Regions from separate parts of the Homo sapiens genome. Here region 1 is linked to region 2. The links are chromatin loops, found by intact Hi-C in ENCODE. Cell type or tissue: HCT116. All regions are shown on one strand.

Region 1 (5,000 bases), 520 kb before region 2:
GGTACTCTCCCAAACATACAATGATCTGCAGTGTTTCTCAGCCCTTGCCTGGAAGATGCTTTTGTGCCTTTTAAAAATGCTACAATTCTAGCTCAAATGGTACCTCTATAAAATCTTCTCCAACTCTTTCTCCCACCAAAGATTTAGCATCTCCCTTGACAATGATCTCACAAAATTACAGTGCCTTTCCCAACGAATTTTGTGTTTGCCTACCTCCCCCAGTACAATGAAAGCATCTCAAGGAAACTACCTTTTCTGTGGTGTGCTTGCTTCGCTAACTAGAATATGGCTTAGAAGCCAGTTACCTGTGGCTTATGGGCAGTGATAAAACTTTGTAAGTGATAAGACAATCAAAAACAAAAAGAAAGCACACTGTTTTGGATGTCTCTAGGCTGGATTTAGGCTGCATGCTACCAGCTTGAAATGCCCTTGATTAAGGTGAACTTACCAAGGCCTGACTGTATGTGTTTTGACAAATGTATTCTCAGTGCCCAGCCCAGTGCCTGACCCAGGATCCAAGATCAAGAGCTGTTAATAAATAACCAAATAACTGATGAATCAATGAAAATAAATGGGGAAAGAGCTTATTATTACACCAAAAGCATAACTGATTTTATTTTTGAAACATATTTTGCCCAACATCACATGCTGTATCTCTGTGCACATTTCCTAATCTGTTGCTCTTTTCCCATCTGCTCTAAAAGCATCAACTTTTTAAAATGATTCACAAAGGATGCTAGACAACTCTTAATTTTCTGGTTTATAAACCAGCTAATAAAGTAGAGAAATCTGGTATTACATCGGGTAAATAAATAATTCACAGGGCCATTTGTTATAGGTGAAGATAAAAGAAATTGTGAATTATAGGGCCTAACAACTAGTAATGTGAATGAAAAAATGTCATTCCAATGAATGAAATGTATATGAACGTTACATTCATTTATTCATTTTTCCCCTCAGGATTAAGGTAATCATATTCAGGAACTAAATACTCTAACAGGACTCTGAATAAAAGAGTTGAGGCCAGAAAGCAGTTTGTCAGCAATCATGGAGAAAATTATTTTAAGTACACACCCACTAAAAGATCATGTTCAGCTGCTGACATGGTTTGGCTGTGTCCCCACCCAAATCTCATCTTTAATTGTAATCCCTATAATCCCCATATGTCAAGGGAGGGACCTGGTGGAGGGGATTGGATTATGGGGGCAGTTTTCCCCATGCTATTCTCATGATAGTGAGTGAGTTCTCACAAGATCTGATGGTTTTATAAGTATTTGTCAGTTCCTCCTTTACACACTCAGACTTTCTCCTGCCACATTGTGTAGAAGATGCCTGCTTCCCCTTTTGCCATGATTGTAAGTTTCCTGAGGCCTCCCCAGCCTTGCAGAACTGTCAGTCAATTAAAATTCCTTTGCATAAAGGCTACCCAGTCTCAGGCAGGATCTTTACAGCGGCATAAGTACGGACTAATACAGCTGCCCAGTATTTCCTTTGTTTTTGTTGAGAAAAAGAGAAATGGCTTTAAGCTTTTTAAAATAAATTACTCATGTGGCCAAGAAGCATATGAATAAAAGCTCAATATCACTGATTGTTAGAAAAATGCAAATCAAAACTACAATGAGACACCATCTCATACCAGTCACATTGGCTATTACTAAAATGTCAAAAAATAAGAGACACTGGCCAGGTTGCAGAGAAAAGGGAACACTTATACACTGTTATTGGGAGTATAAATTAGTTCAATCATTGTGAAAAGCAGTGTGGCAATTCCTCAAAGACCTAAAAACAGAACTACCATTCAATCCAGCAATCCCACTACTGGGTATATATCAGAGGATTAGAAATCATTCTAATACAGCGACACATGCGCACGTGTCCATTGCAGCACTATTCACAGTAGCAAAGACACGGAATCCACCTAAATGCCCAACAGTGATGGATTGTATAAAGAAAATGTAGTGCATATACACCATGGAATACTATGCAGCCATAAAAATAATGAGATTATGTCTTTTGTGGGAACATGGATGGAACTGGAGGCCACTATCCTTAGCAAACTAACACAGGAACAGAAAACAAATTACTGCACGTCATCACTTATAAGTGGGAGCTAAATGATGAGAACACACGGAAACAGACACTGGCACTTACTTGAGGGTGGGAGGAAAAGGTGGAGCAAAAAAACAATACTGTTGAGCACTAGACTTAGAACCTGGGTGATGAAATAATCTGTACAACAAACCCCCTTGACATGAGTTTACCTATTAGGTTGGTCCAAAAGTAATTGTCATTTTTCCATTATTTTTAATGGCAAAGACTGCAATTACTTTTGGACCAATCTAATATATAACAAACTTGCATGTGTACTCCTGAAATAAAAATAAAAGTTGAAAAACAAATAAACAAAATTATTGAAAATTTATTATAAGTAGAAGGTAGGTGGCAACTTAAACCAGCTGCTAGTAGAAAACCTAGCTCCTGCTATGATGAGTTTTAGTGAGGAGCAGTTGGTTCTAAATGATAGTTTGAAAACCTAAGAGCATTGGCCTCTCCAACTACAGGTCAAAAAAATACAAGAATAATTTGTTAAAGATCAAGGAAATAGAAAATCTTGATACATTTTCTCACACAACTACTTCTTCTTAAATTCATTCTAAAGTAAATTAAAATACATGTTGGAATTTATTGTTGTCCTTTCCTCTTATGCTCTGGCTTGGGAAGGACAACTTAAGGTTGAGAATGATGCCCTCTATAGCATGATAAGCTAGAGACTTAGTTACAAGTGAACACTTTGTGTGATCCTTTTCCTCACTTGTCACTCCACTAAATAATCTTTTTATCTCTTTTTCCACTAGAAAAGTGGGTCTCAATGTGTTTTCTGTGGACCCCTTGGGAACCCCAAGTCCATTCAGTGGATTCATAAGGTCAAAAATATATTAATAATACTAATGCATCATTTGCCTTTTCACCTTCATTCATACATAGGTGTACAGTGGAGTTTTTTAGAGGCACCCTTCTCTGTGCAATGTGACAGAAGATGACAGGAGAATCTTGCTCTTTTTTACTGCCAGATATTATAGAAAGTTGCTAAAATGTAAAATAATGCCACTCAAACTGAATTCTGACAACAACCTGAATTAGTTTGGGAATGGATTTGTCACTAGATCCTCCATGAAAGAATAGTCTTGCCCACAACTTGATGTGTTCCTTTTGCAATGCAGAACAGAGAAGCAGCCAAGCTGCATGGTGCCTAGACTTCTGGCCCAGTGAAATTGAGAGATAATAAATGGATATTGCTTGATGTGAACAACAAATTTACAAATGTTTGGTATTCTACTCTGGTGACAACAAGAAATTAATATAGGAGATAACTAATCCCATGGTTTTGATTTTTAAAGGAATGTGCATTCAACAAATATTTGCCAAAGAATACTAGTGAGACGTGTGGAAGTTAAGCATTTTCTAGTACTCTAGGTATATAAGATAACATATTTTTTCATATATAATGTGTATACAGATTAGTATTTTGTAACTACATGTTATGACACTGGAAATGGAAAGATGACACTCCTTTCCTTTGAAACGATAAAATAGGTTTTAATATTACTTATATTAAAAGCACTGTGAGTAATGTTTCTATTGACTTAATAAATAGTCTTATCAGTGACAGGGCTGGACATATTATTTAAACCCGACAAGTGTCTGATAATGGCACTCATCTCTGTAATTTCTCCAGGAATACAGTATTATTTTTGGTTTACTATTTTCCTAGGTACAGCAATTTTAGTGGCTTCCACTTGGAGTTTCTCACCTTAATAGCCCATACTTTGCAGATCAGCAAACAAATATGGTGATTCTTCCAGTTACTGAGTATGTATATTCCTAATATCCATTTCAGAACTGAAAAATTACTAGAGGATGTATCTACAGACTCACTGGACCCACTGTGAGACAGACCTATGCTAAAACTCCTTTGATCACTGGTCCTCCACAAGCCCCTAGTAAGACTGGTGAGTGGACCATAGTAATGTTTTGGGTCTTCTAAAATTAGTGTTAATCTGAGCCAGTGTCCAATAATACACCAAAAGGCTGATTATTTTCTTTTCCCAATGCAGAGTCATCCTAGTAAAAGTCTACAGGTTCCTTGGCAGAAAACCGATGAAAGAGTAACAGTATGGATTTTTGGCAGTGTATCCAGGTTTTTCTTCAAGGTGACCTGACTGCCCCTTCATTCAAAGAGTTTCAGGTCTGTAAACTGACTCAAGTCTGGGAATTGATCAAGAAGCTGTAACTATGTTTTCATAAGTGAAATTAGACTTCTATTTACTTGACCTAGGACTATTTTATCTATAAAGATCGAGTGAGAATTTAACAGAATGCTCATCTATTTCACTTACAGGGACAGGCTATTCTGATCTGCTTTGACTCTGCTGTTCTTTACAGTAAGCACAATCACTTCCTTTTGCAATTAAGTGACACCACTTGGACTCTGCCACCATGGGATCTGATTATCCCCATTGCACTTAATACTTCCAGTTCAGGGCAGCAGATTCCAGTACAATTTCTGACCTACAGAGAAGAATGACCACAGAGTTCTCCATGGATACCGGGGCTGCCCTTACAAATCTGTTCCTCAAAGTTTTAGTGTAAGTTGTGTCCTCTTGACACTCCCAGGGTGAGTGAGCTACTCATATCAGAATCCCAGCTGCCTTCTTTTTAGAAATTGGCAGGTTGATTCTAAAATTCACATGGAATTGCAAGGGACCCAGAAGAGCCAAATAATTATGAAAAGGAGATGTGAAGTTGTAAGACTCACACTTCCTAATTTCAAAGCTTACTACAAAGCTACAGTAATCAGTGTGATACTGGCCTAAGACTAGACATATAGAACAATGAAATCTGTTTTAGAGTCTAGAAATAAACAACTACACTAACGGTCAATTGATTTTCAACAACAGTGCCAAGAAAATTCAATGGGGAAAAATAGTCTTTTCAAAATA
Region 2 (5,000 bases):
AACAACAGCTAAATGCCTAATAAAATCACACATTCAGAATCTCACATTCTTCCTGGTTTCTTTCAGCATCCTAAGCAGAATGTGAGTGTGAACCGGGATGTTGAAATATGTGAGTCATTTTCATCCATCCTCATCCTCCCAAGTGCATTTTGTTTCTCTTTGTAGCTATGCATGTCATAGTGATTCTGCAAAACAGTCCATCCACAATAGAATAATGTTCTAACAAAATTATAAAATTCAGTTATAAAGTGAGGCAGCTAAATCAGTCTTTAGCCATATGCTGTTCCATGAGGCAAATATGTTTCACATTATTTAGATTTGCATAACATACATTTATAACATAAACAGAAGCAATGCTTGAGTAAAACTTAACAAGATAAGAAGGTCATGAAACACTACTGTGAATTTTTCTTGTTATACAATTAAAATCCAACATGGTAAATAAAAACTCAGATAATATATAGTCCATGAACAAAACTCTTGATACGTTCCATAAAATATTAAGGCAATGCAATGGATTTAATTAAAACTTCAACTAGAGTTCACATTGTAAAAAAAAGGAGTTATATAGAAAAGTATTTTAGTTACACATTTTAGAATTAATATAAAGAATGTGTTTTTATCTATTTCAAAGAGTCAAATGATTGTCTTATTTTCTTTCACATAAGCAATTTAGTGTTGACACACTCTTTTAATCACAATATAATGTCCTTTGGGCTGAAATTCTTGGGGATCAATTTTTGAAAAAAATAGAGTTCCTGTTTTAATCTATTAAAATTAATAACGTAAGGCCCTCAAGGAACAAAAATTCAAATTTGTTATCCACGTAAATTCCCAATAGCCTTTTCTTTCGTTTGATATTTTCTCTCTGAAACAGTTTTTAAAAGTTAAGATCTTATCCTGTGTGTTTTTTTTTTTTTTTTTATCTTTTTTTAGGCAGGGTCTGGCTCGGCTGGAGTGCAGTAGCACAATCATAGTTCACTGCAGCCTCTACCTGCCTGGCTCAAGAGATTCTCCCACCTCAGCCTCCTGAGTAGCTGGGACCACAGGTGTAGGCCCCCATGCCCAGCTACTTTATTATTTATCATTATTATTATTATTTGTAGAGATGGGGGTCTCTTTATGTTGCCCAGGCTGATCTTGAACATCTGAACTCAAGCGATCCTCCGGCCTGGGCTGCACAAAGTGCTGGGATTACAGGCGAGAATCACTGCACCTGGCCCTGATTGTTGACACTTCACAGCCTTTCATAACCTTTTTTAAACCCTGAAAGGAACTTCTGATATATTTAATTATGAACTCATTAAGCCATTCTTTGATTCAACAGATATTTATTGAGCATTTTTTGTATTTCAGACATTAATGAGGCATCATTTCAAACACACAAGGAGTCAATAAAAATATAGTTGGATGAGCAGTAGGATAGAAATAGGTACCAGAGCTACAGTGGCACTAGGAACCACTACACTAAAAAAGTTTGGCCAGACAAGGTGTCATGGAAAAAGCGGACAATAACCAGGCAAAAGGAAGGTGAAGTGAGAAGAGAGGTGTGGAATTCTAGGCCAAAGAGCAGAGAGAACATAAAAGCTTGGCAGTTTCCGAGAATTACATGGCAGTCTCTTTGATTCTGCAGATAACTGAGACCTTGAGATTTTGAGCAGTTTGTGGTGGTCAAACAGCAGATTTTGAGCTAGAGACTTGGCTTGCCAGATTTCCACTGCAGAACTATTTCTACTATTCTTTCTTCTCTATATAAAGACTATTGTTGAGTGTGAGAAGTTGTTAAACTCGCCCATCTCCATAGACATAGAAAACTAAATCCTTAGATAGTTCTTCTGTTATAACTGAAGCCCTAAAAGGTATTTTAATCTTTTTATAAAATGTTTTCCTATTTTAATCCATGAAAATATGATTTATCTAGATGTTATTTTTGCATTCTGTAAAAGATCAATGTATTGATTCACAACTTTTCTGATACCAAATAGTTATAATAAATTTAATTAGAGACTATGTATTTCCTACAAATTGTATTAAAAATTTTAATAATGCCCAGTATTTTTGCTTACTTAATTACTATTAGGTATTATTTTACCTAAGGTTTTATTAATATTATTATTTATTTTTCACTAATGTGTTGTCTTTCTTTTCTAATTTTCTTAGGAAAGTATTTTGCTAAACATAATTATTATCAATTACTATGAATTTTTTTAAATTTGCATTGATATGAAGATATGAAAGGAATATCTCTCCCTTCTGAGGAAAACCTAACATTTCCAACAGAAACACATTTGTTTCTATTTACGTTGCTTACAGTTTTTAGCACCTATATAGTGTCTTTGAAATTCAAGTCATACAGTTCATATTGTGTTATGGGAATTGCTCACAATTTTCTCTGTCCTGAGTGCAAAATGGGAAACTGGGTAACATTGAGAATACATTATTTTTTCTCTTGTGCAGAGAATTGTCTCTGAATATGGTATTATCTAGCATCATAGGGCTGCCACCTAGTGGCTCCAAGGAATACTTGTTTGTTAATTTTATAGCATTGGTTAAAACGATAATTTTGAAACAATGTTCCAAATTAGGATAAATCCATTAAAATCGAAGTGTACTAATATAAATATTATTTTCCCATAAAAATATTTTCAATTATCAAAGTCTAAAATACTTTAAGATATAAAATCAAATATTAAAAATGTAAAGAATAGAAAACTCATGATTTTAAAGAAATCTAATCTTCATTCCCATTATACATTAAAGATTCAGACCAGCCCACAGTAGCGAAATAAATTATATTTTCAACCATTTAACAAGCTGGTCTTTATATTTGGTGTGGTAAACATAACTCAACTATAATAATTAAAAACAAAAATATTTCAGAGAAATCCTCACTCATGTGTTAATAGTCAATTTTTTTAAGTGTCAACTTGGTTGTTTATGCCATAGAGTTGATGATTCCAAAGTCCTTTTAATGACTCTCTTTTATCCATGTTCAAATAATGCAGACTGAATTCCAGGTAACAGGTCATATTCCTAACCACTGAATGCATTTATGCATTTGGTCTCAAAATACTACTTCTTCAAACATAGACATAAAATTTCTGGGAAAGACAGCACTAATTAAATGACTTTGATAAAAAATTATGTTAATCTTTTCCCTTTCTATTATCAAATAACATGATATGCTTAAGAGTTCTAACATAACTTTTCTCTACCAAATTATATATTGTTAAGTCCAGATTTAAATAGTCATTTAGTTTTTGTTATTTTCCTTACATCATACCTCTCACTTAGCGTAAGTTGAATATACTAGAAGAACTCAACAAATATATCTTTTTAAAAACTCTGTGATCTTGAAAATTTTCAAATACAAAGAAATTTGAAGTAAAACTAAAATTAACACCTGTATACCATTTACCTTGATTCACCAATTGTTAACACTCTGACACATTTACTTTTTCCTCTCTCATTTAGAATATATAATTTTAAAATGAATTCTTTTTTGGAAACCATAGATTGTATTTATTTGTATCTCATAGAGTGTTTTAGGCATCCATAGAGGATTTTGTGAACAGAGAAAAACTAATTAGAATTATTTATCTTTTTAAAATGAAAAAGACTATTATAGTAGTACTTCTAAAGCTTATTTTTTTAATCTTTGAGTTTAATTTATATCATATTATTCTAAATTTGGTATAACAAAAGCAATCATCTTTACCTTTAAAATATTAATAGTTAATGCAAGTTGAAAATAAACTTCCTTTTAATTTGTCTTATATATAATTTAATTGATCATTTTCTCAAATGTTAAATCATACAAAAATGCTTACACTTCTGAAGTTTTCCAAAGCTTTAAAGACCTTACCTTGGGAAAAAAGTCCTTCATAAATAATTAAACAATTTTTAAAGTTCTAATAAATAAAATTTATAAATAAAGTATTCAATATCTTTTAAATTCTGTTTATATATTTGGTCAAATTCTTATACCTGCAACTTTAATAATCCTAATTATAAAATTAATTACATAATTAGATATATTAAGTTGGAAATACAATTAATTTTGAAATCTCTTAACCTTTAAAGCATTTTAAATATGTGTATGCATACACATTGCAAACTTAACAAAAAAGCATTAGTACTATGTAATATAATAATCATATCTGTTTTAGAACTAGACCAATGTTATATGCCACTCATTAAGAAAACAATTTTACCACTTTGCTTTGAGGTTGCTGTTTCCAGCAATCTGCTGTTATCATTTGTTTCTTGGCCAGAGATTTTTGCTCCAGACAGGACAACTGAGCCGGGTATGGCCAGGACATCCTTCTGGTAAAACTGATGGGCACACTGATTACCTCTTGTGAGTTTTGGGAAAGGATTCTAAGTCCCTATGCTTCAGAGCTATTGATCTTCCTGGAGTTCAAGTTATACTCTCCCTTAAGTTATTTTAATGTCTTTTTTCTTACTCAAAAGACACATGGTTATTTCCTGAGACCCTGAATACATTATGTAATTTCTCAGTCTGATTTTAAGACTGTGACTGCCACCACATGTTGCAACTAACTTCCTTCAATCATTTTGTTGACTGTCTGATTAAATTTTGAGCGCTTTTTATATCCTTCCTATCTGACTGAGCCACAAATTTACAAATTGAATGACAACTGATTGGATTATATCATCTTTGTTAGACTTTGTTGTTCCCACACTAAAATCATATTCATGATAGCAGTATCTTGTTACAAGAAGGATTTGAATTAGCTGACTGACATATAAAACCTGTAATCATCACAATAACAATCATAATGATAAAGCCCTGATGATAGGGAGGTTAAAAGAAGTCTAGGAAAATAAATGAAGCCAAGGTATTTACCAAAAACTCATATAGGTCTTACTATTTACCAGCTGATCTTCCAAGTGCTTTGCTCTTAACTATCTTACTGAATGCAATTACTTTTCTAATTTCTAAATGAGGAAACTGAGGCACAGGGAACTTAGCAACT

What was found. Peaks named below come from ENCODE experiments on the same cell type or tissue, not always from the same donor. Only the 100,000 strongest peaks of a DNase experiment are listed, where the experiment ranks them.
Region 1: a loop joins it to region 2, with 9 times the contacts of the local background. A loop is called at or near these places in 5 of 110 quality-filtered maps.

Annotation. Positions count from the first base shown.
Region 1 is chr7:83,926,786-83,931,785 of GRCh38, reverse strand. It overlaps LOC107986745 (a long non-coding RNA gene), which reads left to right and starts at 3,909. Exons shown (of 3, transcript XR_001745027.1): 1 at 3,909-4,010; 2 at 4,116-4,246. In HCT116, no CTCF peak of the experiment used is centred here; no DNase peak of the experiment used is centred here.
Region 2 is chr7:83,408,686-83,413,685 of GRCh38, reverse strand. The region is part of intron 5 of SEMA3E (semaphorin 3E); the gene reads left to right. Among named protein-coding and RNA genes, the nearest start is that of SEMA3E, 240 kb to the left of the region's middle. In HCT116, a CTCF peak has its summit at 2,486 (motif pointing left); a DNase peak (open chromatin) is centred at 2,495.